2 separate regions of the Homo sapiens genome follow, and region 2 is linked to region 1. Evidence: read pairs that join two places in POLR2A ChIA-PET (ENCODE). Cell type or tissue: Panc1. All regions are shown on one strand. Each heading gives the region's core, and the rest is flanking DNA. Links, peaks and the distances in the headings are about the cores only. Region 1 overlaps IPO7 (importin 7). Region 2 has its middle 16 kb from the start of TMEM41B.

The links. ChIA-PET counts read pairs that join two places held together with the same protein. Peaks named below come from ENCODE experiments on the same cell type or tissue, not always from the same donor. Only the 100,000 strongest peaks of a DNase experiment are listed, where the experiment ranks them.
Region 2: POLR2A ChIA-PET joins it to region 1 with 12 read pairs; 10 of 35 experiments call an interaction of 5 or more read pairs at or near these places.

Annotation. Positions count from the first base shown.
Region 1 is chr11:9,385,901-9,401,208 of GRCh38, forward strand. The region is part of intron 1 of IPO7 (importin 7); the gene reads left to right. Among named protein-coding and RNA genes, the nearest start is that of IPO7, 8.9 kb to the left of the region's middle. RefSeq lists a silencer at 13,453-13,618. In Panc1, for the core only: no CTCF peak of the experiment used is centred there; no DNase peak of the experiment used is centred there.
Region 2 is chr11:9,323,058-9,338,365 of GRCh38, forward strand. No RefSeq gene overlaps it. Among named protein-coding and RNA genes, the nearest start is that of TMEM41B, 16 kb to the left of the region's middle. In Panc1, for the core only: no CTCF peak of the experiment used is centred there; a DNase peak (open chromatin) is centred at 8,176.

The DNA of each region.
Region 1 (15,308 bases), core at 3,152-11,151:
GTTAGTAACTGTCCTTCAGCATGCTGCTGAATCTGCCAGCTTTACTGAACTTTAGTGTACATTTTTTAACTGAAAAAGAAATCACACTTTAAAATAGAAATTCAACTATTTTATGCGTCTTTTAGCTGGTAAGTAAATAATTTAAAAACATTGTTTATATTGACTTACCAGAAACAGCAGAAATATTACTAACTGGACTTTCAGTGTAAAGGGCTGCACTAGAGATCCCTGCCCTCACGGAACTTACAGTTCAAGAAGACTACCTACAGAGTTTACACAAATTAAATGTAAAATTATTTCAGAATGTTAAATCTATTTTATATGTAAATGAGATCATTATTATACCACACAAAGTGATGATTACATGTTCAAATTTTTAGACTCAGAGTCACCTTGGGAGGAGCTTAGATTTTTTTGGATATAAAATAGTGAGTTGAACCGTATTACCATTTTGAACCATTACCAAACTATGGAAGGAGCAATGGATCACTTTTTGTTTTGATTTGCTTAGTGATAGACATGGGTTAAGTTGAAAATTATTTTGCTTATTAAATAGTAATGCAGTTACAAGCCTAGAAAAGCTAAAAGTTTAGTCATGGTCATTTCTACCATGACTTTGCTCTAATCGCGTATTATTTTGACTAATTATACTTGCATGTAATTATTAATTTTAAAAGTGAGTACTTGAAGAGTTGGTTTGCTTCTACAAAAATGGGGGAAATAATACTTCCTGAAAATCTGAAATTCATTTATTCCTCAAATAGACATTACATGTCTAGTATATGCACTAACATCTTGTAGTAGAAACCTGGGGTATTTCACAAGCTAGTTTTTGGAAGATAAACAAATGATCAAAATAGTATTCAATGCCTTTTTTACTTAACCATTAAACTACTGTTTTGGAATACTGTCAAACAGTGAACACCGCTAATCTGTCAAAGAAAATTTGTTACATGGCCTTTATTTTTGTAATCCTTAACTATTTACATTTCATACATTTCTTTCAATTATAACACCTAGATTTTTAAATATTCTTCCTAAGGTAAATTTTCTATTAGTATATTTACTTTCATTCCATTTTAATACACTACTTCTCCCTCTCCCTTCTTCCATTTAAATATTTTTTGCTTTGACTTTCTTGTGGCAGAACATTGATTTGGGAGACAGATCTCAGACAAGTCTTGAATATTGTTAAGAATGAGGAAGTAACATTTCTGAAAGGCTCTTGCTTTGGAGAAGATAGAAGAACGAATTATTCTATGATGTCTCTCATTCCAGTGAAGCTGTGTTTTGGTTCATTTAGAACCAAAGAATAAGATCATTGACATTTGAATGAATCTCTTCACAAAGTGAAATAATCACTGACTCAATGTAAAATTTGTAAATGTTATTAAAGTGTTTATAGTATAGACAGTTTCGAAACAAAATAGCCCTTCTGCCTCAGAGTCTTTGCACTTAACTCCTTGGAACTCCTTTCACATAGTTATCCCCCTAACTTGTTCTCTCATTTCCTTCCATCCCTGTTCAAATGTCTCCTTATCACTGAGGAGTTCCTTGACCATCATACTCCCTATCTCCTTTCACTTGTTTTTCTCTATAGCACTGATTTGTCATACATATTTGGCTTACTTTTAAAATTAATTTTATTTGGCCAGGCACGGTGGCTCACGCCTGTAATCCCAGCATTTTGTGAGGCTGAGGCGGACTGATCACTTGAGGTTGGGAGTTTGAGACCAGCCTGACCAACATGGAGAAACCCCATCTCTACTAAGAATACAAAATTAGCTGGGCGCGGTGGCGCATGCTTGTAATCCCAGCTACTCAGGAGGCTGAGGCAGAAGAATCGCTTGAACCTGGGAGGCGGAGGTTGCGGTGAGCTGAGATCGTGCCACTGCACTCCAGCCTGGGCAACAGAGTGAGACTCCATCTCAAAAAAATTAATTAATTAATTAAATTTAAAACATTGGCTGGGCATGGTGGCTCATGCCTGGAATTCCAGCACTTTGGGAGTCCGAGGCGGGCGGATCACCTGAGGTTGGGAGTTCGAGACCAGCCTGACCAACATGGAGAAACCCCGTCTCTACTAAAAATACAAAATTAGCTGGGCGTGGTGGCGCATGCCTGTAATCCCAGCTACTAGGGAGGCTGAGGCAGGAGAATCGCTTGAACCCGGGAGGTGGAGGTTGCGGTGAGCCGAGATCGTACCATTGCACTCCAGCCTGAGCAACAAGAGCGAAACTGCGTCTCAAAAAATAAAAATAAAAATAAATAAATAAATAAATTTTTTTTTTTTTGAGACGGAGTCTTGCTCTTGTTGCCCAGGCTGGAGTGCAGTGGCGCAATATGAGCCCACCGCAACTTCTGCCTCCTGGGTTCAAGCAATTCTCCTGCCTCAGCCTCCCAAGTAGCTGGGATTACAGGCGTTTGCCACCACACCTGGCTAATTCTGTATTTTTAGCAGAGATGGGGTTTTACCATGTTGGCCAGGCTGGTCTCCAACTCCTGACCTTGTGATCCGCCCACCTCGGCCTCCCAAAGTGCTGGGATTACAGGAATGAGCCACCATGCCCAGCCTATTTATTTATATTTATTTTTTGAGACAGGGTCTTGCTCCATCACCCAGGCTGGAGTGCAGTGGCACCATCATGGCTCACTGCAGCCTCTCCCTCTCGGGCTCAAGCAACACTCCCACTTCAGCCTCCCAGGTAGCTGAGACTACGGGGATGTGCCACTATGCCCAATTAATTTTTGTATTTTTTGTAGAGACAAGGTTTCACCGTGTTGCCCAGGCTTATTTTTAATTTTTTCAGAGCTAAGGCCTTGCTATGTTACCCAGGCTGGAGTGCAGTGGGCTCCACTGCACTACATAGTACACTACAGCCTAGAACTCTTGGCCTCAAGCAGCGTCCTCCCATCTGAGCCTCCCAGGTGGCTGGGACTGCAGACACGTGCTACCACGCCTGGCCTAATTTTACTTAACTTTTCTTCTCCCCACTATAATTTTAAGTTTCTTGAGGTCATGAATTGTTATTTTTTGTTATTGTTATTCCTTGATTTCCCAGTAATAGGCTTTATGACTGACTTCCTGTTATAATATTAATAAATAACAGTATAGGCTTTAGCTCTTTTATTTATTTTTTAAAATTTATTATTATTATTATTAGTATTTTTGTGGCAGGTTCTCACTCGGTTGCCCAGGCTAGAGTGCGGTGGCATGATCTTGGCTCACTGTAGCCTCCAATCCCAGGTTCAAGCGATTCTCAGTCCTCAGCCTCTTGAGTAACTGAGACTACAGGTGCCACCACATCTGGCCAATTTTTGTATTTTTAGTAGAGACGGGGTTTCGCCACATTGCCCAGGCTGGTCTCGAACTCCTGACCTTAAGTGATCCACTCACCTTGGCCTCCCAAAGTGCTGAGATTACAGGCATGAGCCACCACACCAGCCGGTGTTTTTAAATATAATGCCAGGAAGATTTTTATTAAATACTCATTCCGAAGGATAATTCCCAGTCTGGTTCATGTAACAGCAAATGTCTGTGTGCTAGGCACTGAGCTAAGTAGTTAGATGCAGAGAAATTTATGATCACTGCCTTTCTAGAGCTCCATAATCACCACGTCACTGGCCCATACAATACATGTGGTCAGTACTATAATAAAGCTACATGTAAGTTTTGGATGACGAAACTATTAGATCTGATTTTGGCTAAGGTGGATATGATCTCCGCATCAATAGTCTTTCCCCTGTTATATTCGCAGTCAAGAAAAATGCTGTAAGTGGAATTAGAGGGTTTACCCAGGAGACATTTAAACTCTTAGTTCCTAAGCTCAATATGGTATATAATGGTTATATATGTATATACACCTTTTTTTTTTTTTGAGTGGAGTTTCGCTCTTTTTGCCCAGGCTAGAGTGCATTGGTGCCATCCGGCTCACTGCAACCTCCATCTCCCGGGTTCAGGCAATTCTGCCTCAGCCTCCCGAGTAGCTGGGATTAAAGGAATGCACCACCACACACGGCTAATTTTTGTGTTTTTAGTAGAGACGGGGTTTCACCATGTTGGCCAGCCTGGTCTTGAACTCCTCACTGCAGGTGATTGCCCACCTCAGCCTCCCAAAGTCTTGGGATTACAGGCGTGAGCCACTGCGCCTGGCCTAATTTTATATTTTTAGTAGAGACGGGGTTTCGCCATGTTGGCCAGGCTGGTCTCGAACTCCTGACCTCAGGTGATCCGTCCGTCTTGGCCTCCCAAAGTGCTGGGATTACAGGCCTGAGCCACCGTGCCCGGCCTAATGGTTTTATATGTACAGGCAGCAGTGCTACTTTCTCACTTGCTTTATATGAAAAAGTGATCTTGCTTTTGGTAAGTTTCTTGATATTTTGTGTGTGTGTGTGTTTTTTTTTTTTTAACTCACACTACCCTGGATCACTTTTGGGATTGTCACAAAAGGTTAACTATTACTGCTGTATGTGATATACCTTACTTATAAATGGTTCATTTGATTCCATTTTATTAAAAGTATTTAATGAAAATCTTAGGTCTGGAAAAGTGTAAAATAATGGCATATTTGTAAGATAATTTGGAATGTTTAGAAATTAAGCAAAATATTTTAGGAAGACCAGAGTAGCCTGTAGTTTAGATAACATTCCTTCACCAGGAATATTTTGAAGTACTGTTCTGAATTTGGGAGAAGGAAAGTCCCTGGATACTTCGGCTGTTAGATAGCAAGTTATTCAATGATATAGCTTGTTAAAGATCTGAAAGAGTTTGGGCGCAGTGGCTCACGCCTGTAATCCCAGCACTTTGGGAGGTAAAAGCAGGAAGAGGATCGCTCGTCCAGGAGTTTGAGACCAGCCTGGGCAACATACAAAAAAAATTTTTTTTTTTAGCCAGAGCCTCGCTCTGTCACCCAGGCTGGAATGCAGTGGCGCAGTCTTGGTTCACTGCAACCTCTGCCTTCTGGGTTCAAGCAATTCTCCTGCCTCAGCCTCCCGAGTAGCTGGGACTGCAGGCGCCCGCCACCACTCCTGGCTAATTTTTGTATTTTTGGTAGAGATGGGGTTTCACCTTGTTGGCCAGGCTGGTCTTGAACTCCTGACCTCAGGTGATCCACCCGCCTCTGCCTCCCAAAGTGTTGGGATTACAGGCATGAATCACAGCGCCCGGCTGCTAAATGATTTCTAATAAAAAAGTTTTTTTTTAAAGTTCCTAGTTGGAGGTCAGATGCGGTGGCTCACGCCTGTAATCCAGCACTTTGGGAGGCCGAGGTGGGCGGATCACAAGGTCGGGAGTTCGAGACAAGCCTGATCAACATAGTGAAACCCCGTCTCTACTGAAAATATGAAAAATTAGCCGGGTGTGGTGGTGGGTGCCTGTAATCCCAGCTACTTGGGAGACTGAGGCAGGAGAATCACTTGAACCCGGGAGGCGGAGGTGCAGTGAGCCAAGATCACGTCATTGCATTCCAGCCCGGGCAACAGTGCAAGACTCTGCCTCAAAAAAAGAAAAATAAAATAAAAGTTCTGGCCGGGCATGGTGGCTCACGCCTGTAATCCCAGCACTTTGGGAGGCTGAGGTGGGTGGATCATGAGGTCAGGAGATCGAGACCATCCTGGCTAACATGGTGAAACCCCATTTCTACTAAAAATACAGAAAATTAGCTGGGCATGGTGGTGGGTGCCTGTAGTTCCACCTACTCAGGAGGCTGAGGCAGAATGGCATGAACCTGGGAGGCAGAGCTTGCGGTGAGCAGAGATCACACCACTGCACTCCAGCCTGGGCGACAGCAAGACTCCATCTTAAAAAATAAAATAACATAAAACTTCCTAGTTGGAAAGCATAAAAATAATATTTTAAAATTATTTTTATTGTTATTATTTTTTGAGACAGGGTTTCACACTGTTACCCAGGCTGGAGTGCAGTAGTATGAACATGGCTCACGGCAGCCTTGACTCTCCTGGGATTAAGCTATCCTCCTGCCTTAGCCTCCCAACTAGCTGGGACTACAGGCGTGCACCACCACACCTGCCTAAGTTTTTTATTTTTTGTAGAGACGAGGTCTGTCTTTGTTGCCCAGCCTTGACTCCCAAGTGCTAGAATTACAGGTGCGAGTCACTGCACTTGGCTTATTACTGTTTTTTTAACAAAGGCAGAGGGACGCAGTGAAGAGCCTTAGCCTTGTCCTGAGTCTACGACTATAATGACTTAACCTCACTATGCCTTATATTTCATGTAGCCAAGGTAGATGTCATATTTGCCTTTGTCAAATTCTTTTTTTTTTTTTTTTTTTTTTTGAGACGGAGTTTCGCTCTTGTTGCCCAGACTGGAGTGCAATGGCACAATCTCGGCTCGCCACAACCTCCGCCTCCCGGATTCGGGCAATTCTCCTGCCTCAGCCTCTTGAGTAGCTGGGATTACAGGTATGCATTACCACGTCCGGCTAATTTTGTATTTTTAGTAGAGACGGGGTTTCTCCATGTTGGTAGGCTGGTCTCGAACTCCCGAGATCCGCCCACCTTGGTCTCCCTAAGTGCTGGGATTACAGGTGTGAGCCACTGTGCCCGGCTTGTCAAATGCTTTAGTAACAAGAAAGGTTAGAAGTTCCTTGGCTCTTGAAATTACCTGGTTGTATTTAATGTAAAAATCTGATAGCACGGGATTCTTCTACCTCCTGTGTTCCTTAAAAATGGTCTGAAGTATAGTAGCTAATTGAAAGTCTCTTTGGTTATATTTCAATGGAGAGAAATAATACAAAGTTACAGTTTTGGCCGGGTGCGGTGGCTCAGGCCTGTTATCCCAGCACTTTGGGAGGCCAAGGTGGGTGGATCATCTGAGGTCAGGCGTTTAAGACCAGCCTGGTCAACATGGCAAAACCCTGTCTCTACTAAAAATACAAAAATTAGCCGGGCATGGTGTTGCGTGCCTGTAATCCCAGCTACTCAGGAGGCTGAGGTATGAGAACCGCTTGAACCTGGGAGGCAGTGGCTGAAGTGAGCCAAGATTGCTCCACTGCACTCTAGCCTGGGCGACAGCAAGACTCTGTCTCAAAAAAAAAAAAAAAAAAAGTTACGGGTTTGAAGAGTATGTTTTAAAAGATACTGACATTAGTGATTACATTGGAAAATGTGGGTCCAGAGGGAAAACTGATTTTGAAGACATGAGTTACATACAGAGTGTCTAGTTTGAGGAGCTGGTAAACATCAAGTAGAAAAAGTCTAGCAGGCAATTGGAATGTGGAGCTGAAGTTTAGGAGAGAAAGCAGCAATGGAAAAGTGATATTCTTCTGCAGGCAGGTGATTACAGTAGTATGATCCAAAGGTATGGGATGGACTAGAGGGCTAAACTTTCAACCATGCCTATTTTGGGTACTTTGATAAACATCTGAAAAAGCAGACTGGAGATTTTGGGCATAAAAGTAAGAGAGAAGCCAAGAAAGATAATTTTAAGAAGGTTGCTTGTGGTTAGTGGTTAGTTTCCTTTTTCTTTTTCTTTTTTTCTTGAGACGGAGTCTCACTGTTGCCCAGGCTGGAGTGCAGTGGCACAGTGACAGCTCACTGCAACCTCCGTCTCCTGGGTTCAAGCAGTTCTCCTGCCTCAGCCTCCCTAGTAGCTGGGATAACAAGGCAACCACCACCACGTCCGGCTAATTTTTTTATATTTTTAGTAGAGAAGGAGTTTCATCACGTTGGCCAGGCTGGTCTCGAAGTCCTGACCTCAGGTGATCCACCCTCCTCGGCCTCCCAAAGTGTTGGGATTACAGGCGTGAGCCACCACACCAGGCCTAATTTCCTTTTTCTTACATAGATTTAATAAATTCTCTACCAAAGAGCATGAATTACTTTTGAAAATGAGTAAAAAATTTTTAGAAAAAAGAAAGGGGTGTTGATACTCCTAAATGAGAGAGGTTAAACAAACTGAAGACTTTCTGGGAAAATGCATTAAAGTATCAGTAACCTTGGAAAAGTAATTTCTAATTTTTTTCTTTTAATTTTTTTATTTTTTTGAGACAGTCTCTCTCTGTCTCCCAGCTGTAGTGCAGTGGTGCTATCTCGGCTCACTGCAACTTCTGCCTCCCAGGTTCAAGTGATTATCCTGCCTCAGCCTCCCAAGTAGCTGGGACTACAAGCGTGCGCCACCACGCCCAGCTAATTTTTGTATTTTTAGAGATGGGTTCCACCATGTTGGCCAGGATGGTCTCCATCTCTTGACTTCGTGATCCGCCCTCCTCGGCCTCCCAAAGTGCTGGGATTGCAGGCGTGAACCATCGCCCCCAGCCTTTTAATTTTTAAAATTATTATTAATTTTCCACGCAGTCAGAGGGGAAAGCAATTTCTGATTACAGTGTTAGTGAGTGGAATGCTAGTAAGGGGGCAGGGATAAGATTGTAAGTTAAAAGGGTGGCCATATTGGGAAATTCGTTGATGTGAGAGTGTGCGTTTTTCTTTTTCTATTTTTTAAAGTTGAGCTTATTTTGGGTGGCAGAGAAAGCAGCAGGGAAGCTTGGCTGTATAGTAGAATAGGGGCCTAGGTTTTTGAGGCCTGTTGCTACTACCTGTTGTACTAATAGTTTTTCATTCATGTTTTATAGTCATCATTCCTTGAATTACATTCTTCATTACATTCTTCACAGTGCTTCAAGAACTCATTTTCCTATAGCATAAATCTGATCATGTATAACCCTTCACAAAAAATTCATACTCTTTAAATTTTTTGGCCACAACCTACCAATTCATTTTTATCTTTCACTGTTCAAAGTCTTCTCTGATTTCTGAGTTTACGTCCCTTAGGTTCTAACTTGAAATTTTACTTATTAGCCCAATTGGAATTAAACTCCCAACATAACTTCATACTGATCTTTTTTTCTCCATAGTGTCTGGCGCATTGTCAGTACTAGTAAGTAGAATGGAGTTGGGTTTGTTGAAGAATTTTGATGAGATGAATTAAGTGTGACTATTGAAATTATCTGGGTTGATGACAGATAATGAGAAGGTTCAAAGATGTCTAGGAAGGTGATTTTGTGTTATGGTTAAGAGCTTTTAAAACTAGAGTATTAGGAGTTTTAGCCCTAATTAATGATGTATAATGACTCATTTGGTGCTTCAGTTCTATGCTAGAATCCAGGAGCTTGAGAAGGGGACTACTGGGCATATAATTAGGGGCAGCATCCAGAAGTTATATTTATATTTTGACTCATATAAAAAATCTATTGTAGCATCTTCTGAGGCCTGTATTGATGTTTGCCAAATTGTTGACAATAATACCATAATTGCCCAAATTTTAAAGGGTTTTTGTGATAAAGATTGAAACTAGTGATATTTTTAATTAAGCTTATTTTATTTTTATTTTTATTTTTATTTTTTGAGATGGAGTTTCACTCTTTTCGCCCAGGCTAGAGTGCAGTGGTACGATCTCGGCTCACTGCAGCCTCCACCTCCCAGGTTCAAGCCATTCTCCAGCCTCAGCCTCCTGAGTAGCTGGGATTACAGGCGCCCCCCACTGTGCCCGGTTAATTGTATGTTTACCAGAGATGGGGTTTCACCATGTTGGCCAGGCTGGTCTTGAACTCCTGACTTTGTGATCTGCCTGCCTTGGCCTCCCAAAGTGCAGGGATTACAGGTGTGAGCCACCGCCCCCGGCCCTCACTTGTTACCTTCTTTGGGAGAATACAAGTCTTCATGTCTTAAGGATTTCAGGTGGGTAGAAATGTGTATGGGGCAGCTAGATGGATGTCCCTGGTTGAGATTGCCTGTGCTATATCCCCGCTAACAGAAATATACTTTCTTATTTTTACTTCAGCTTAGTTGTCTGAAAGTTATAAAGTTATGCTTTTTTTTGAGACGGAGGCTCACTCCGTTCCCCAGGCTGAAGTGCAATGGCGCAATCTCGGCTCACTGCAACCTCTGCCTCCCAAGTTCTAGTGATTTTCCTGCCTCAGCCTCCCAAGTAGCTGGGATTACAGGCAGCCGCCACCACGTCTGGCTAATTTTTGTATTTTTTTTTTAAATAAAGATGGGGTTTTACCATGTTGGTCAGGCTGGTCTCGAACTCCTGACCTCAGGTGATCCACCCGTCTCAGCCTCCCAGAGTGCTGGGATTACAGGCGTGAGCCACCATGCCTTGCTGAAAGTTATGCTTTTTTTCATCCATTGCACTTTTAAAATTTATACTTATATGTTTTTGAAGGTAATAAGGTTAATAAAGTGTTGAGTGTTGGGCCGGGCGTGGTGGCTCACCCCTATAATCCCAGCACTTTGGGAGGCCCAGGTGGGTGGACCACTTGAGGTCAGGAGTTGGAGACCAGCCTGGCCAGCATGGTGAAAACGCCTCTACTAAAAATACAAAAATTAGCTGGGCGTAGCAGCACATGCCCCTGTAATCCCAACTACTCAGGAAGCTGAGGCAGGAGAGTCATTTCAACCTGGGAGGCGGAGGTTGCAGTGAGCCGAGATTGCGCCACTGCACTCCGGCCAGGGAGACAAAGCGAGACTCCATCTCAAAAACAAAGTCGTAAGTGCTTATTTTCATAGTTCAGTGTTGTCGATTTAACTATTCACACATTTAAAGTATGCAATACAGTGGCTTTTAGTATGTTCACAGTTGTACAGCCATCACCCAATCTTTAAAACATTTCCATCACCCCACAAAGAAAATTCATATCTTACCAGTCACTCCGCATTCCGCCCCGACCCCATTCCTAGCCCTAGGCAACAATCCTATTTTCTGTCTATGTAGATTTGTGTATTCCAGACATTTCATGTAATTGGAATCATACAATATGTAGTCTTTTGTGACTGGCTTCTTTCATACAGTATTGTTTTCAAAGTTCATACATTGTTGTAACATGTATCAGTATTTCATTTTTTAAATTGCCGAATAGCATTCTATTGTATGTATCGATAAGACACATTTTACTTTCATTAGTTGATGGGCATACAGGTTGTTTCCACTTTTACAGTATTATGAGTAATGCTGCTGTGAAAGTTGGGGTAAAAATAGTCTCAGTTTTGTTTTTTTAAGTTAAATCTGGGTAACCAGCACCCAGACCAAGAGACATGTAACATTTTCATTGGCCTAGAAAGTTTCCGTGATACTCTTCCTATTCAGTACTGTTTCTCCTCCAAGTTACTATTTTTCTGACTTCTATTACTATAGGTTAGATTTGCTTGCCTTAACACACCTAATGTTGCTATACATCTGTCCAGCCAACAAAAACAGTGGTGGTTTTTGTTGTTGTTTAGGGTTGAGGTCTTGCTTTGCTGCCCAGGCTGGAGTGGAGTGGTGTGATCATAGCTCACTGCAGCCTCGAACTGCAAACGCATGCTTCCACTTCCAGCTATTATAATTTTTAGGCTGGGCGCAGTGGATCACGAGGTCAGGAGTTCAAGACCAGCCTGGCCAAGATGTTGAAACCCCGTCTTTACTAAAAATAATTTAAAAAAAAATATATATATATATATATATATATTAGTCGGGCACGGTGGCAGGTGCCTGTAAATTTTTTTAAATTTTCTGTAGAGGTAGCATCTTGCTATGTTGCTCAGGCTGGTCTTGATCTCGTGACCTCAGGTGATCCTCCTGCATCAGCCTCCCAAAGCACTGGGATTACGGGTGTGAGCCACTGTGCTGGGCAGTTTTTGTTGTTCCAACATGGCTTCCAAACATAAACCAACAGTTTAATCTGGGGTTCTAATCATATAAAGTAGTCTGTTTCAAGTTAAGGAAAAACTTCAGTGTTGGGATCTCAAGAGAGATTGTATACGCAAAACCATGTATGTGTGCTTTGTGGGCGATTTAAGGAACTAAAGGGTAACTTGGCTATACATCGTTTACACCTTACTGATGTTAGAGCATACTCTGAGAAAGGTGAGAGTCTACTGAATATGGATATACAAAGGATATAAAATTTGTTATGTCTTGATATTTGCTAAGATATTTTCTGTGTTGTTTTATATACTCCTTGTAGCCATCCTGTGAAGTAGATTTTATTATTCCTATTTTGTAATTGAGACTTAGATTTACTGAATCAACTTGTTGAAGGCTTAGCATTCTAGGAAGTGGCATCACCTAGATTTACAACCAAGACTATCTGATTGCAGCAGTTCTTTCCAGGAATTCATGATTTGATGCAGGAGAGAAGATACATACTGTAATGTAAATGGTCTGAAAACTGCCCTAGTAGTGTGGATAGTAGTGTCCTTTGGGCTCATCTGTCTGTCCCTTAAATATAAAAACCTTTCTCACTCTACACTGCCCCTAGGCAATCACATCTTCCAAGGCATTTATTTCTTGGCTCTTCCAATTCATTCAGTGAATTTTTTTAATAGCTTAAATGCCACGTGTCATATGAAGAACTGGGGATATAAACAGTATAGTTCCTACTCAGTGGGGCTTAGAGTCTAATTAATAGGAGAAACAGGCATAAGACCCATCTACAAATATAGTAAACAAATATGTAATAAGCATTATGAAGAAAAATAATGGTTATGAGAGCAATAGGGAGCCCTACTTTAGCTTGAGTGATCAGGCAGAAAAGGCTTCTGTAAGGAAATAATGTTTAAGCCGAAACCCAAAGAATGCGAAGCTGTGAACCAGTTAACTGGTGGAGCATGCAAGAGAAGGATGTTGTAGGTAGAAAGACACAGCATGTACAAAGACTCTGAAATGAAGTCATGTGTTTCTTTTTGCTTTTATTATTTTTTAATTGATACATGATAATTGTATAATACATATCTATGGGATACAGTGGTGTTTCAGTACATGTATACAACAACGTAATGATCAAATCAGGGTAATTAGCATATTCATCTCAAATGTATATCATTTCTTTGGGCTAGGAACATTGAAAATCTGCTTCTAGCTATTTGAAAATATACAATAAGTTGTTGTTAATTATGGTTACCCTACAGTGCTATAGAACACTAGAACTCACTAGTTCTATCTAGCTGTGATTTTGTATCTGTTAAATATGTTTCTTTCTTGTTGAAAGAACCTAAAGGCTGGTAGGTGGGGCAGTGAGTGGAGCGTGTTGAGAAAGTTTTTAAAAATGAGGCTGAAGAAAATGGCAGGGACAAGATGTCTTCATGTAGGACCTTGGAAGGTGCAGTAGAAAGCTTGTTAAAAGGTTTGCTTAAAGGGGATTGATTTATAATTTTAAAAGATCTTTGGCTGCTAAATGGAGAATGATTGGGGGCACAAATAGTTAAATTAAGAGGGATGATAGTCACTTGGACTAGGTTGGTGTTCATGGGAATGGAGAAAATGGATGCTTTTTTTTTTTTTTTTGACAGAGTTTCACTCTTGTTGCCCAGGCTGGAGTACAATGGCACAATCTCGGCTCACCACAACCTCTGTCTCCGGGTTCAAGCGATTCTCCTGCCTCAGACTCCCGAGTAGCTGGGATTACAGGCATGCACCACCACCCCGGCTAATTTTGTATTTTTAGTAGAGACGGGGTTTCTCCATGTTGGTCAGGCTGGTCTTGAACTCCTGACCTCAGGTGATCCACCCGCCTCGGCCTCCCAAAGTGCTGGGATTACAGGCGTGAGCCACCGCGCCCGGCAGCATTTTAAAGAAGGATTTTGGGTATAGAATTGACAGGACTTGATATATTAAATTGGGTTGATGAAGAGGAAGGTGGTGAGGATTACTGTGAGGATAGTGATGAGAGGTTGGGAGAAATGGTGCAGGGAAGTAGAGTAATAATTTTCAGTGGAAAATTATGCTTTGTAAAGATAGTGATTGGATGAGATCATCTGGGGAGAAGAAAGATGGCCTATGACCAAGTCCTGGTGAATTCTAGCATTTATAGATTAAACAGGATGAGAAATCAGTAAAGGAGCCTGAGAAGGAGAGAGACCAGAATAAATGGTATGCTGAGTGGCATAGGTGGAAGGGTGTTTAAGTAAAGTGACAATGGTTGGCAATGTTCACATCTAGGGTAGTGGAAAGGGTCAATACCTCCCTTTCATCCACCTAACTCCTTCTGTTCAGGTCTTCTGTATTAGGGGATCCTCCTTTTGATTCTTCAATACTGTTACTTCTTCCATTACACACTTTTCCCTTGGTAACTGAGGGACTGGTTCCAGGACCCCCACGGATATCAAAATTCATGGATGCTGAAGTCCCTTAATATAAAATGGTGTAGTATTTGCTTATAACCTGTACACATCCCCTGAACACTTTAAATCTTTTTAGATTGCTTTTAATACCTAATACAATGTAAATGCTACGTAAATAGTTGCTGTACTTATATTAAGTACTGTTTGTATTATTTTTATTGTTGTATTGTTATTTAAAATTTTTTTCCCCCAAACATTTTCCATCTGTGGTTGGTTGAATTCATGGATTTGAAACCCACAGATATGGGGGCACCGACTGTATTTTATTGCAGTTATCTATTTGGTTATCTTGTTTTTCTTGACAACACTGTAAGTTGCCATGAGGTCATAGAGCCCGGTTGTCATATTCAACCCTGTAGCCTCAGCTGCTGGCATAATGTCTTATAGCACAAACACCTAAATAAGTAATTTTTTTTTTTTTCTGAGACCTAATCTCGCTGTCGCCCAGGCTGGAGTGCGGTGGCGCGATCTCGGCTCACTGCAGGCTCCGCCCCCGGGGTTCACACCATTCTCCTGCCTCAGCCTCCAGAGTAGCTGGGGACTACAGGCGCCTGCCACCTCACCTGGCTAATTTTTTGTATTTTTAGTACAGACGGGATTTCACTGTGTTAGCCAGGATGGTCTCGATCTCCTGACCTCGTGGTCCGCCCGCCTCGGCCTCCTAAAGTGCTGGGATTACAGGCGTGAGCCACTGTGCCCGGCCTACTAAATAAGTAATTTTTGGAGTGATTGAAAGAATAAAGTCTAGATTCTAATGTGAAATAATTTTTTACATTCAATGGAAAATTATATTCAAAGGAAAATTCTGCACCCAGCTGGAAAATTCTCTATAAGAATGTGTTTGCAGAGTGGGGTAAAGTCTGTAAGAAGATACTAAAATAGCTGGGCGCAGGTGGCTCCCCCCTGTAATCCCAGCACTTCAGGAAGCCGAGGCGGGTGGATCACCTGCAGTCAGAAGTTCGAGACCAGCCTGGCCAACATGGCAAAACCCGTCTCTACTAAAAATACAAAAATTAGCTGGGCGTGGTGGCATGTGCCTGTAATCCCAGCTACTCTGGAGGCTGAGGCAGGAGAATTGCTTGAACCTGGGAGGTGGAGGTTGCCGTGAGCCAAGATTGCACCATTGCACTCCAGCTTGGGCGAGAAGAGTGAAATTCTGTCTCAAAAAAAAAAAAAGAAGATACTAAAAT
Region 2 (15,308 bases), core at 3,517-11,516, 62 kb before region 1:
TGCAGTGGCATGATCTCGGCTCACTGCAACCTCTACCTCCCGGGTTCAAGCAATTCTCCTGCCTGCCTCAGCCTCCCAAGTAGCTGGGATTACAGGCGCCCGCCACCACGCCCGGCTAATTTTTTGTATTTTTAGTAGAGACGGGGTTTCACCAGTTGGCCAGGCTGATCTCAAACTCCTGACCTCAGGTGATCCACCCGCCTCAGCCTCCCAAAGTGCTGGAATTACAGGTGTGAGCCACAGTGCCCAGCCTCCTTACTCTTTCTTTATTTAGATATCATGATTTCTCTTCTTATTCACCTCTAATCAGTTTTCCATATTGTTGCTAGAGCGGTCTCCAAGAAATAATCTTGGGCCGGGTGCAGTGGCTCACACCTGTAATCCCAGCACTTTGGGAGGCCAAGGCGGGTGGATTGCCTGAAGTCAGGACTTCAAGACCAGACTGGCCAACAGGGTGAAACGCCATCTCTACAAAAATACAAAAATTAGCTGGTTGTGATGGCACATACCTGTAATCCCAGCTACTCAGGAGGCTGAGGCGGGAGAATTGCTTGAGCCCAGGAGGAGAAGGTTGCAGTGAGCCGAGATCATGCCACTGCACTCCAGCCTAGGCAACAGCAAGACTCTGTCTCAAAAAAGAAAATAATAATAATAATAATAATAATAATAATAATAATAATAATCTTGAAGCCCTTCATGATCTGACATAACCTCAAATGATCCAGCTGACTTTGAATCCAACATGAATGAACAAATGAATGAATGAGTGAAACAATTTTGAACCACATGTAGTAAGTACCCTGAACATGTCATACTCATTTGTGTTTCTGTGTCCTTGCAGGAGTTAACTCTTTGCCTTTAATGTCTTTTTTTTTTTTTGAGACAGAGTCTTGCACTGTCGCCCAGGCTGGAGTGCAGTGGTGCGATCTCAGCGCACTGCAAGCTCTGCCTCCCAGGTTCACACCATTCTCCTCCCTCAGCCTCCTGAGTAGCTGGGACTACAGGTGCCTGCCACCACGCCCAGCTAATTTTTTGTACTTTTAGTAGAGACGGGGTTTCACCGTGTTAGCCAGGATGGTCTCGATCTTCTAACCTCGTGATCTGCCCACCTCAGCCTCCGAAAGTGCTGGGATTACAGGTGTGAGCCACCGCACCCAGCCTGCCTTTAATGTTTTCTGCTTAGTGTTTCCTAAGATCAACTACTGCTTATCTTTGAAGAGTTGACTTAAGGTCAACTCTTGTCCTGATAGGTACATTCTCTCCTGGATTGCCACAACTCTTGTCCTGATAGGTACATTCTCTCCTGGATTGCCACTATTTTTGTAATTATCTAATTATATTTTAATGACTTCTTATCTGCCACCAAACTATAAGCGCCCTTTGGTGATTCAGGACAGTGCCTTTCTCAACATGTTTTTGTACAATGAAGGCCTTTGAAATACATGAAAGCTTTCCAAATGCCTATAAACACTACAGCATTAAATATGAGTCTGTTGCTCAGCAGAGATTAAAACAAAGTCTGATGTTGAAAACACTTACATGGCCAGGCCTGGTGGCTCATGCCTGTAATCCCAGCACTTTGGAAGGCCAAGGCGGGTGGATCATCTGTGGTCAGGAGTTCGAGACCAGCCTGGCCAACATGGTGAAACCCTGTCTCTACTAATAACACAAAAATTAGGCCGGGCACGGTGGCTCACGCCTGTAATCCCAGCATTTTAGGAGGCCGAGGCGGGCAGATCAGGAAGTCAAGAGATCGAGACCATCCTGGCCAACATGGTGAAACCATGTCTCTACTAAAAACACAAAAATTGGCCGGGCATGGTGGCTCATGCCTGTAATCCCAGCCCTTTGGGAGCCTGAGGCGGGCAGATCACCTGAGGTCAGGAGTTCGAGACCAGCTTGGTCAACATGGTGAAACCACGTCTCTACTAAAAATACAAAAATTGGCTGGGTGCAGTGGCTCACGCCTGTAATCCCAGCATTTGGGAGGCTGAGGCGGGCGGATCACCTGAGGTACAGAGTTCAGGACTAGCCTGGCCAACGTGGAGAAACCCTGTCTCTACTGAAAATACAAAAAAATTAGCCAGGTGTGGTAGTGGGTGCCTGTAGTCCCAGCTACTCGGGAGGCTGAGTTAGGAGAATCGCTTGAACCCGGGAGGTGGAGGTTGCAGTGAGCCGAGATCGCGTCACTGCACTCCAGCCTGGGCAACAGAGCGAGACTCTGTCTCAAAAAAAAAAATACAAAAATTAGCCGGGCATGGTGGTGCACACTACTCTGGAGGCTGAGGCAGAAGAATTGCTTAAACTCAGGAGGTGGAGGTTGCAGTGAGCTAAGATCTTGACACTGCACTCCAGCCTGGTGACAGAGCGAGACTCCCATCTCAAAAAAAAAAAAAGAATAAAATACCTAGGAATACAGCTAACCGGGGAGGGAGGTGAAAGATCTCTACAATGAGAATTACAAAACACTGCTGAAAGAAATTAGAAACAATACAAACAAATTGAAAAATCTTCCATGCTCATGATCATGGATAGGAAGAATCAATATTGTTAAAATGGCCAAACTGTCCAAGCAATTTACAGATTCAATACAGATTCAATGCTATCTCTATCAAACTACTATTGACATTTTTCTTTTTCTTTCTTTCTTTTTTTTTTTTTCGGTGGCGAGGGACATAATCTCACTCTGTCGTCCAGGCTGGAGTGCAGTGGCCCAACCTTAGCTCACTGCAACCTCTGCCTCTCAGGCTCAAGAGTTTCTCCTGCCTCAGCCTCCCGAGTAGCTAGGATTACAGGCACCTGCCACCGTGCCCGGCTAATTTTTGTATTTGTAGTAGAGACAAGGTTTCGCCAGGTTGGCCAGACTGGTCTTGAACTCCTGACCTTAAGTGATCCACCTGCCTCCCAAAGGAGGCTGAAGCCAACCGATCACTTAAGGTCAAGAGTTCAAAAATTCTAATTTTCACAGAATTAGAAATATACAGCCAGGCACGGTGGCTCATGCCTGTAATCCCAGCAATTTGGGAGGCCGAAGTGGGCAGATCGCTTGAGGTCAACAGTTCGAAACCAGCCTGGCCAACATGGTGAAACCCCATATCTACTAAAAATACAAAACAATTAGCCAGGCGTGGTAGTGGGTGCCTATAATCCCAGCTACTGGAGAGGCTGAGGCAGGAGAACTGCTTGAACCCAGGAGGTGGAGGTTGCAGTGAGCCGAGATTATGCCACTACACTCCAGCCTGGGGCAACACAGCGAGACTCCATCTCAAAAAAAAAAAAAAAAGACATTCTAAAATTCATTTGTAACCAAAAAAGAGCCCAAATAGCCAAAACAATCCAAAGCCAAAACAACTTCAAACCAAACTACAAGGTTACAGTAACCAAAACAGCATGGTACTGGTACCATAGACCAATGGAATAGATTAGACACGTAGACCAATGGAATAGATTAGAAAACCCAAAAATAAAGCCACACACATACAACCATCTGATCTTCAACAAAGCCAACAGTAACAAGCAATGGGGAAAGGACTCCCTATTCCATAAATGGCACTGATATAACTAGCTAGACACAGACAGAAGTTGAAAGTATACCCCCTCCTTACACCATATACAAAAATAAACTCAAGATAGATTAAAGACTGAAATGTAAAACCCCAAAACTATAAAAACTCAGAAGAAAACCTAGGAAATACCATTCTGGTTGTGGGCCCAGGCAAAGACTCCATGATGTCGACTCCAAAAGCAATTGCAACAAAAACAAAAATTGACAAGTAGGACCTAATTAAACTAAAGAGCTGCACAGAAAAATCAATTATCAACAGAGTAAACAGAGAAGCTACAAAATGGGAGAAACTATTTGCAAACTATGCTTCTGACAAAAGTGTAATATTCAGAATCAATAAGAAACTTAAATCAACAAGCAAAACCCAAGGAAACCCATTAAATAATGGACCAAGGTTAATTTGTGCAGTAGCAATAGAAAAAAAAGGAAAAAGATGGGCAAAGGAATTGAATAGACACTTCTCAGAAGAAGACATACATGTATGGCTAGGCACCGTGGCTCATGCCTGTAATCCCAGCACGGTGGGAGACAGAGGCAGGCAGATCTCACCTGAGGTCAGGAGTTCCAGACCAGCCTGGTCAACATGGCTAATCCCCAACTCTACTAAAAATACAAATATTAGCCAGATGTGGTGGCACACACCTGTAATCCCAGCTACTCAGGAGTCTGAGGCAAGAGAATCACTTGAACCTGGCAGTCAGAGGTTGCAGTGAGCCAAGATCGTGCCACTGCACTCCAGACTGGGTGACAAAGGAAGACTTCGTCTCAAAACAAAAACAAAAACAAAACAAATTCCAGGCCAGGTGCAGTGACTCACGCCTGTAATCTCAGCAATTTGGGAGGCCGAGGTGGGTGGATCATCCGAGGTCGGGAGTTTAAGACCAGGCTGGCCAATATGTTGAAACCCCGTTTCTACTAAAAATACAAAAAAAAGGCCAGGCACTGTGGCTCACACCTGTAATCCCAGCACTTTGGGAGGCAGAGGCAGGCGGATCATGAGGTCAGGAGATCGAGACCATCCTGGCTAACACAGTGAAACCCCATCTTACTAAAAATACAAAACAAAATTAGTTGGGCATGGTGGCGGGCGCCTGTAGTCCCGGCTACTCAGGAGGCTGAGGTAGGAGAATGGCATGAACCCAGGAGGCGGAGCTTGCAGTGAGCTGAGATTGTGCCACTGCACTCCAGCCTGGGCAACACTGCAAGACTCCGTCTCAAAAAAAAAAAAAAAAAAAAAAGCTGGGCATCATGGTGCATGCCTATAATCCCAGCTACTTGGTAGGCTAAGGCGGGCGAATCACTTGAACCCAGGAAGCAGAGATTGTGGTGAGACAAGATCGGTCCACTGCACTCCAGCCTGGGCAACAGGGTGAGACTCCGTCTCGAAAAAAAAAAAAAAAAAAAAATCCTAGCTAGATTGTTTGCAGAATTTGACAAGCTGATCCTAAAATTCATATGAAATCCAGGGGACCCCCAATAGCCAAAGCAATCTTTTTTTTTTTTTTTTTTGAGATGGAGGTTCGCTCTTGTCGCCCAGGCTGGAGTGCAATGGCGTGATCTCGGTTCACTGTAACCTCCGCCTCCTGGGTTCATACAATTCTCCTGCCTCAGCCTCCTGAGTAGCTGGGATTACAGGTGCCTGCCATCGCGCCCAACTAATTTTTGCATTTTTAGTAAAGATGGGGCTCACCAGGTTGTAAAGGCTGGTCTCGAACCCCTGACCTCAGGTGATCCACCCACCATGGCCTCCTAAAGTGCTGGGATTACAGGCGTGAGCTGCCACGCCCCGCCTATATTGTATTTTCTGAAGTTTTTGCAATTGGTTTGTGTTACCTTAATAATTAGAATAAAGCAATTAAAGCAAAAAGATTTTAAATGCTTGTAATGTTAGTGGGCATACAATTTTTGCTATGCTTCTTTAATTTAATATCATGTGGGCACAGTGGCTCACGCCTGTAATCCCAGCACTTTGGGAGGCCAAGGTGGGTGGATCAGGAGGTCAGGAGTTTGAGACTAGCCTGACAGATATGGTGAAACCCCATCTCTACTAAAAATACAAAAAAATTAGTCGGATGTGGTGACGTGCACCTGTAATCCCAGCAACTCAGGAGGCTGAGACAGGAGAATTGCTTGAAACTGGGAGGCGGAGGTTGCAGTGAGCCGAGATCGTGCCACTGCACTCCAGCCTGGGCGACAGAGCAGACTCCATCTCAAAAAATATATATATGTATATGTATATATATAATAATAATTTAATATAATGTGAAGTCTTCTTACCTCTTCCTTGACTAGAGGAATTTAGTGAAAACAGCATCTTCTCCCTGGGCTGTGGGCAGGAAATGGAACCCCTAAGCTTTGCTTTGTCAGATGAGGAGACCTCAGGCTAAGGTGGGAATGGAAATAGTTTAGAAACAGAAAAAGAAGAGCAGTTTCTCAGAGAGCCAGAGAAGGAGGATGTTGTCCTAAAAATAGATTAGAATGTGGTGGCTGGAGTCAGGCATTCTGAACTAATCTTCAAGTCTTACTATTCAGGAAGCTGTCAGACAAGGCAGACCAAAAGCCAATAGGATCAGGTCCCTGGAAACCAGCTGGTGAAGCTGGAAAGAAGAAGCCGACTATGGTTGCAGGGTAGCCAGGGTCTGCACCTTCCAATACTGGGGCAGCAGTGAGTTCTGTCCCCAAACTGTTTGGGGAAAGGCCTAGGCTCCTGTCAAGGGCAATCATCCAGGCCAACCTCCCTGGATTGACATCACTCAAGTTTCAAAAGAATGGAGGATGCTCAGCTGGACTTTCATTTACTTATTTTGAGACAAGGTCTCACTCACTCAGGCTGGAGTGCAGTGGCACGATCTCGGCTCACTGCAATCTCCGCCTCCTGGGCTCTAACGATCCTCCCACCTCAGCCTCCCAAGTGGCTGGGACTACAGGCGTGCAACACCACGCCCAGCTAAACTTTTTTGTATTTTTTTTTGTAGAGACAGGATTTTGCCATGTTGCCTAGGCTGGTCTCAAACTCTTAAGCTCAAGTGATCCTCCCATCTAGGCCTCCCAAAATGCTGGGATTACAGGTGTGAACCACTGCACTTGGCCTCAGCTGGCCTTTCATTTGTACTGGGTGGAGAGAGTGCTGGACAGGAGTCCAGGTGGTTCAGGCTTTGAGGCTTGGCCCTCTGCCCCATTTCACTTGATGCTATCTGCCCAGGCCAGTAAATAATTCTAGTATCTAAATAGTCTAAATTATCTGAACAAAACGGAATATTATTACCTTTTAAAAAGAACAGCTTTATTTTCTATTTATTTTTTTCATAGAACATATCATCAATCATCATTATATTACATGGCATATTTGCTTGGATTTATTTGTTTTATGGTCCCTCCCTAGCTGGAATCTAAGCTCCATGAGGTCAGGGGACTTTTTCTGCTTCCTTCACTGCTGTCTTTTCAAAGCTTAGGAGAATCCCTGGCACATTATTGTTCAGAAGATCTTTGATGAGTTTGTTGCCAAAAAAAAAAAATTGTTAACAAAAGGTCAAATAGTAAAGTTCAAAAAGTAAAAGTTGGCTGGGCACAGTGCCTCACACCTGCAATCCCAGCACTTTGGGAGGCCAAGGCGGGAGGATCATGAGGTCAGGAGTTCGAGACCAGCCTGGCCAACATGGTGAAACCCCGTCTCTCCTAAAAATACAAAAATTAGCCGGGCATGGTGGCAGGTGCCTATAATCCTAGCTATTTGGGAGGCTGAGGCAGGAGAATCACTTGAACCCAGGAATCGGAGGTTGCAGTGAGCCAAGATTGCACCACCGTACTCCAGCCTGAATGACAGAGCAAGACTGTCTCAAAAAAAAAAAAAAAGGAAAAATTAAGAGTCCCTATCCATATCTTTATCTAATTCCACTTCCCTAAAATAGCCACTATAACATTTCTGTGTGCAACATTAATCCTAGAACAATCTGTCTTGTTTACTTCTGTATATCCTAAGCAGAGAACAGTGCCTGGCATACATCAAAGTACTTAATAAAAACGATTTGAAAATTCACTGAATGAGTTGTAAGCAGTTTTGAGGTTGGGGTGGCATGGTTAGCAAGAAGGGTTGGCAGCTGTAGGCTATCTCCCCAAACAAGTTACGGTGAGCTCCTTGAGTTAGCCATTCATTTATGCACCCCAAGTACCCAGAAGTATGCCGGAACACTCTACCATTTATTTATTGAGCACTTACACAATTACCCAATCATATACTGTCAAGAGGAATTTGATACTGCAACCTGCTACACTACTTCTGACTTCCTTGAATAAGGCTCCCTGCCCTATTAAACTGGCCCAATGCCTTCCTACCAAAGCATGTGGCCTCAGGGCAGAACTCCTACCCCAAGGGGATCTCTCTGCCTCTTGGCTACTGACCAGGCCGGAAGACACGGACACTCATACTCATGTCCAGCATGTCTGGATGGGACATTGCCCAGTTAGAACCTCTAAGAGACAGTGATTTGTCAACATCTCTTTGTGAGGGTGTTGATTCGCTCCTTTTGGGGGGCTTCGTCTGAGAGCTAGCTTCTCTGTGGAAAAGGCAGTCAAAGCCGGATGTGAGCAACTCAGTCACACTGAAAATACAATGTTGAAGCACCAACCTGGAATGTAGCAATTTACAGCTGTCACACCACAATCACTAAGTGAAATCACATTTTGCACCAGACTTCCAAAGACATAATCATATGAAAACTATTTTTATTGCTTTGAAAGATTGGCAAAAGCTGTTTGCCTCAAATGTAAGAAAGTCTACTATAGGATTTCTGTTGAGAAGCACAAATATACAAGGCAAAGTGGTTCTTTTCTTTCTTTCTTTCTTTCTTTCTTTTGAGATGGATTTTCGCTCTTGTTGCCCAGGCTGGAGTGCAATGGCACGATCTCAGCTCACCTCAACCTCTGCCTCCCAGGTTCAAGGGATTCTCCTGCGTCAGCTTCCCAAGTAGCTGGGATTACAAGCATGTGCCACCACGTCCAGCTAATTTTGTATTTTTAGTAGAGACGGGGTTTCTCCATGTTGGTTGGGCTGATCTCAAACTCCTGACCTCAGGTGATCTGCCCGCCTCGGCCTCCAAAAGTGCAGGGATTATAGGTGTGAGCCACTGTGCCCAGCCCAAAGTGGTTATTTTCTATTTTACATCAGAATACATTTAATTATCAATAAAGTGATATACTAAGCATAGAAGAGTGACTTAGGTGGAATCCTTGATAGTTAATAACTTTATTAAAGCAACAAAACAAAATCAAATTTCCTAGAATTTACCTTCATGAGAGTAAAACTTATTAGCAGGACTGGCATACTTTTTTTTTTTTTTTTTTTGAGACGGAGTCTCGCTCTGTCACCCAGGCTGAGGTGCAGTGGCGCAATCTCAGCTCACTGCAACCTCCACCTCCCGGGTTCAAGCAATTCTCCTGCCTCAGCTTCCTGAGTAGCTGGGACTACAGGCGCCTGCCACTACGCCCGGCTAATATTTTGTATTTTTAGTAGAGACGGGGTTTCACCACGTTAGCCAGGATGGTCTTGATCTCCTGACCTCGTGATCCACCCGCCTCGGCCTCCCAAAGTGCTAGGATTACAGGCGTGAGCCACCGCACCGGGCCAGGACTGGTACACTTTTAGGCTCCGATTCAGCTTTGTTTTCTTCTTCAAGAAGACAAGAGAAATGTGACAACCATTTGCCATACAGTATTCAATCCTGTATTAGAAATAAACAAAGACCGGGTGTGGTGGCTTACACCAGTAACCCCAGCATTTTGGGAGGCTGAGGCTGGTGGATCACCTGAGGTCGGGAGTTTGAGACCAGCCTGACCAACATGGAGAAACAACCCCTCTACTAAAAATACAAAATTAGCTGGGTGTGGTGGTGTGTGCCTGTGGTCACAGCTACTTGGGAGGCTGAGGTGGGAGGATTGCTTGAGCCAGGGAGATCGAGGCTGCAATGAGTTGTGACCGTGCCCCTGGACAACAGAGCAAGACTGTCTCAAAAAAAAAAAAAAGCATTGATTCAATATTAAGTTTCTTTAGTATGATAATTATTCTGTAGTTATATATGAGAACATCTTTGTTCTGAAGAGCTACATCTTGACGAGTTTGGGGGTAAAATGTTAATGATGACTGCAACTTACTCTCAACTGGTTCGGCCAAGAAAAGTGAGAGTGTGAGTGAGTGTGTGTGTGTGTGTGTGTGTGTGTGTGTGTATGTGTGTGCAGGGAGAGAGAGAGAGGGAAAGCAAATATGGGAAAAATGTTAGCAGTTAGGCAATCTAGACGAAGAGCATACGGGTGGTCATTATACCATTCTTGCAACTTTTCTTCACGTTTGAAAATTTTTTAAATAAAAAGTTGGGAAATTATATATATACACATACATATATATATATTTGCATATTATGCTTAAGGCCTACAGTTTTTATATACTTAGTATCCTTTTCCTCCTTCCTATGATTACAGACCTATCACATTGCCTCCTCCCAATCAAGGGACCTCTTTACCTGGCCACAGTAAGTGATCCAAGGCAATGGTGATAACTCAAAGCATTTAATAGTCGGCAGGTCAAAGGTTGTTACCAATCAGAGTAGACACTAGATAGACGGTGGTACCTGGGCACACTGGTTGAATATAAGTGCTGGTCCAAATGTTGGCATGTGACACGGGATGAGCCAATCCAAGTCCTTCCCGTGGATTTTTGAAATTAGTCTGAAAAAATAGTGAGAGATTCCACAGGCTGTGAAGTCCTAGGGTAAGCTTCACTTCTCCCTTTCTCAGGGTTTGTTTATATGAACCAACAAATTACCCCTCTGGCCAGGTGCAGTGCTCACACCTGTAATCCCAGCACTTTGGGAGGCGGAGGCGGGCGGATCACCTGAGTGAGTTCGAGACCAGCCTGGCCAACACGGTGAAACCTCGTCTCTACTAAAAATACAAAAACTAGCCAGGCATGGTGGCGGGCGCCTATAATCCCAGCTACTCGGGAGGCTGAGCAAGGAGAATCGCTTGAACTAGGGAGGCGGAGATTGCAGTCAGCTGGGATAGCGCCATTGCACTCCAGCCTGGGGTAAGAAGAGCGAAACTGTGTCTCAAAACAAAAACAAAAACAAAAAACAAACAAACAAACAAAAAAACAAATTACCCCTCTGGAGCTTACACTAGTTTGATCTGGGCTTCTGTCACTTATAACCAAAGACTTTTTACTTTATTTTCCCAGAATTTTTTTTCTTTTTTTTTTTTTTGAGATGGAGTTTCCCTCTTGTCCCCTAGGCTAGAGTGCAATGGTGCGACCTTGGCTCACTGCAACCTCCACCTCCCGGGTTCAAGGAATTCTCTTGCCTCAGCCTCCTGAGTAGCTGGGATTACAGGCACATACCACCATGCCCAGCTAATTTTTGTATTTTTAATAGAGACGGTGTTTCACCATGTTAGCCAACCTGGTCTGGTACTCCTGACCTCAAGTGATCCGCCCACCTTGGCCTCCTAAAGTGCTAGAATTACAGGGGCAAGCCACCACATCTGGCTATTTTTCCAGAATTTAATTAACGATATAAAACATTATTATTATTATTATCATTATTACTACTATAGAATTAGATTTCTGGCCGGGCATGGTGGCTCAGGCCTGTAATCCCAGCACATCGGGGGGCTGAGGCAGGCAGATCATGAGGTCAGGAGTTCGAGACCAGCCTGGCTAATATGGTGAAACCCCGTCTCTACTAAAAATTCAAAAATTAGCCAGGTGTGGTGGCGCCCACCTGTAATCCCAGCTACTCGGGAGGCTGAGGCAGAAGATTCACTTGAACCCAGGAGGTGGAGGTTGCAGTGAGCCAACATCATGCCACTGCACTCCAGCCTGGGCAACAGAGTGAGGCCTATCAAAAACAAAACAAAACAGGCCGGGCGCGGTGGCTCACGCCTGTAATCCTAGCACTTTGGGAGGCCGAGGAGGGCGGATCACGAGGTCAGGAGTTAGAGACCATGCTGGCTAACACGGTGAAACCCCGTCTCTACTAAAAATACAAAAAATTAGCTGGGCGTGGTGGCGGGCGCCTGCAGTCCCAGCTACTCGGGAGGCTGAGGCAGGAGAATGGCGTGAACCCAGGAGGCGGAGCTTGTAGTGAGCCGAGATCGCGCTACTGCACTCCAGCCTGGGCAACAGAGCGAGACTCCCTCTCAAAAAAAAAAAAAAAACTACTAGACTTGTGGTTTTGCTAATTTAGTCTTCTCTCCAAAACAAACAATTAAAAATTAATAATAGGCCGGGAGCAGTGGCTCACGCCTGTAATCCCAGCACTTGGGAGGCTGACGGGGGCAGATCACGAGGTCAGGAATTTGAGAACAGCCTGGCCAAGATGGTGAAACTCCATCTCTACTAAAAATACAAAAACTAGCCGGGCATGGTGGCGGGTGTCTGTAATCCCAGCTACTCAGGAGGCTGAGATGGAAGAATCGCTTGAACCTGGGAGGCAGAGGTTGCAGTGAGCTGAGATCTCACCATTGCACTCCAGCCTGGGGGACAAGAGCAAAACTCCGTCTCCAAATAAATAAACAAAATTGAAATAAAAATTAAAAAAAAAATTTTTTTTTAGACAGTCTCACTCTGTCGCCCAGGCTGTAGTGCAGTGGCACGATCTCGGCTCACTGTAAGCTCCGCCTCCCGGGTTCAAGCCATTCTCCTGCCTCAGCCTCCAAGTAACTGGGACTACAGGCACCCACCACCACGCCCGGCTAATTTTTTTTTTTTTTTTTTTTTTTTTTGTATTTTTAGTAGAGACGGGATTTCACTGTGTTAGCCAGGATGGTCTTGATCTCCTGACCTTGTGACGCCCACCTCGGCCTCCCAAAGTGCAGGGATTACAGGCGTGAGACATCGCGCCCGGCTAAAAATAAAAATTAATAGAAAAGTTGGCCAGATGTGGTGGCTCATGCCTGTAATCCCCGCGCTTTGGGAGGCTGAGATGGGTGGATCACTTGAGGCCAGGAGTTCGAGACTAGCCTGGCCAACAGAGTGAAACCTATCTCTACTAAAAATAGAAAAAATTAGCCAGGTGTGGTGGTGCACATCTGTAATCCCAGCTAGTCAGGAGGCTGAGGCATGAGAATCCCTTGAACCCGGGAGGCGGAGGTTGCAATGAGATGAGATCGCACCACTGCACTCCAGCCTGGGTGACAGAGTGAGACTGTCTCAAAAATAAAAATATATTAATAGAAAACTTGATTTCCCAGCTCATGCCTGTAACCCCAGCACTTTGAGAGGCCGAGGTGAAACTCTGTCTCTACTAAAAATACAAAATGAGCTGGGCGTGGTGGCACATGTCTGTAATCCCAGCTACTCGGGAGGCTGAGGCAGGAGAATTGCTTGAACCCAGGAGATGGTGGTTGCGGTGAGCCGAAATGGCGCCACTGCACTCCACCCTGGCGACAGAGGCGAGAACAAAACTGAACCAGAGTGGTAGACACCAGGCATGCCTCCCAAACAATAGGTGACTAGCTATGGGGGAAGAACCCTGACTGTCTCATCTCTCTCCCTGACCTCTTGCCCAGAACAGGGAAGGGGACAAGGTATGCCAGGGCATGGCCTGGCCTCCACCTGCCTTCCAGGGCACCAGAGTGGGAGAAGGATTGAAAATGTCAACTTGGCCGGGCACGGTGGCTCACGCCTGTAATCCTAGCACTTTGGGTCGCCGAGGCGGGTGGATCACGAGGTCAGGAGATCAAGACCACCCTGGCTAACACGGTGAAACCCCGTCTCTACTAAAAATACAAAAAATTAGCCCGGCGTAGTGGCGGGCGCCTGTAGTCCCAGCTACTCCGGAGGCTGAGGCAGGAGAATGGCGTGAACTCGGGAGGCGGAGCTTGCAGTGAGCTGAGATTGCGCCACTGCACTCCAGCCTGGGCGACAGAGCCAGACTCCGTCTCAAAAAAAAAAAAGAAAATGTCAACCAATCTCCTCTTGCCATAAGTGTAGCTTGGGTTAGAGAGGCAGAGAGCTTTAAACCAATAATGAGATTGATGTTTTAAACAGACAAAGCTGAAATTTAGTAATCAAGTCATAGGATGTGCCCCAGGTTTCATAAGGTACAAGAGAGGCGGATTTACCACAACATTGTTGAAAGCGTTAATTAAAAATGATAACATTTAGTAATTACTGACCAGGCACAGTGGCTCACGCATGTAATCCCAGCACTTTGGGAGGCCGAGGCAGGCGGATCACTTGAGGCCAGGAGTTTGAGACCAACCTGACTATGCCTGTCCTGAGATTTCTTAGTAAGCCAGTTACCCATATGTTTGGGGCCCACCACATGTCAAGACCATATAATGTGTCAGTTGAGAGCTCTCTCTTCTGCTTGCTTAAAGAATAAAATCTCGGCCAGATGTGGTGGGTCACACCTGTAATCCCAGTACTTTGGGAGGCCCAGGTGGGCAGATCACTTGAGGCTGTGAGTTTGAGACCAGTATGGCCAAAATGGAGAAATCTCGTCTCTACTAAAAATACAAAAATTAGACAGGTGTTGTGGCTTATATCTGTAATCCTAGCTACTCAGGAGGTTAAGGCAGAAGAATCACTTGAACCTGGGAGGTAGAGGTTGCAGTAAGCAGAGATTGTGCCACTCCCAAATACTTTGGGAGACTGCTTTCTGATGTAAATTATTTGCTGTTAAAAAATGGGGTTAGAGAGACAGCAATAGTAAGCAGACCGAGCTGATGCCCTCTTAACTCTTCTTGGTAGGTGAGTGAATTTGGCCTTTATTCTACAACACAAGCGGTCCTTACCTTTAAAATGTCTGCTTTGAATAAGCTAAGATTTATCGGAATTCATATCCTGAGAGATTTTATTTTATTTCATTTCATTTTTTCTGAGACAGGGTCAAGTGGCTCTCTTGCCCAGGCTGGAGTGCAGTGGCAATATCTTGGCTCACTGCAACCTCCAACTCCCTGGTTCAACTGATTCTCTGTTTCAGCCTCCTGGCTAGCTGGGATTACAGGTGAGTACCACCAGGCCCAGCTAATTTTTTGTATTTTTAGTACACACAGGGTTTCACCATGTTGGCCAGGCTGGTCTCAAACTCCTAACCTCAAGTGATCTGCCCACCTCAGCCTCCCAAAGTGCTGGGATTACAGGCGTGAGCCACCGTGCCTGGCCCTAAAGGTGTTATTCTTAAACTACATTGTCTCTTGCCAGAGATTTCTGCAGTTTTTTCAGTTCCTTTTATGATTCAGTTCGACAAATATTATTGATTACCTGAATTGTTGCAATGAACTGTGTTGAAAGGTCCTTCCCTCAAGAAAAATCACACTCTACCAGGACAGAAAGAAAAATACATAACTAGCAGTAACTAAAGTCAGATTGTAATACTTGTCCTAGTGGTGCTATGGGAGCCCAAAGAAATGAATGTGCGGGCTGGGCCCGGTGGCTCACGCCTGTAATCCCAGCACTTTGGAAGGCTGAAGTGGGAAGGTCACTTGAGGGCAGGAGTTTAAGACTAGCCTGGACAACATATCTAGACCCCGTCTTTGCAAAACTTTTTAAAAATTAGCCAGGTGTGATGTCTTACACCTGTAGTTCCAGCTACTGAGGAGGCTGAGGCAGGAGGATCTCTTGAGCCAAGGAGTTCCAGGCTGCAGGGCGCTAAGATTGCACCACTGCACTCCAGCCTGAACAGCAGGGCAAGACCCTGTCTCTTAAAATATGAATAATAATAATACTGAATTTCCTCGTAAAGAAAATATC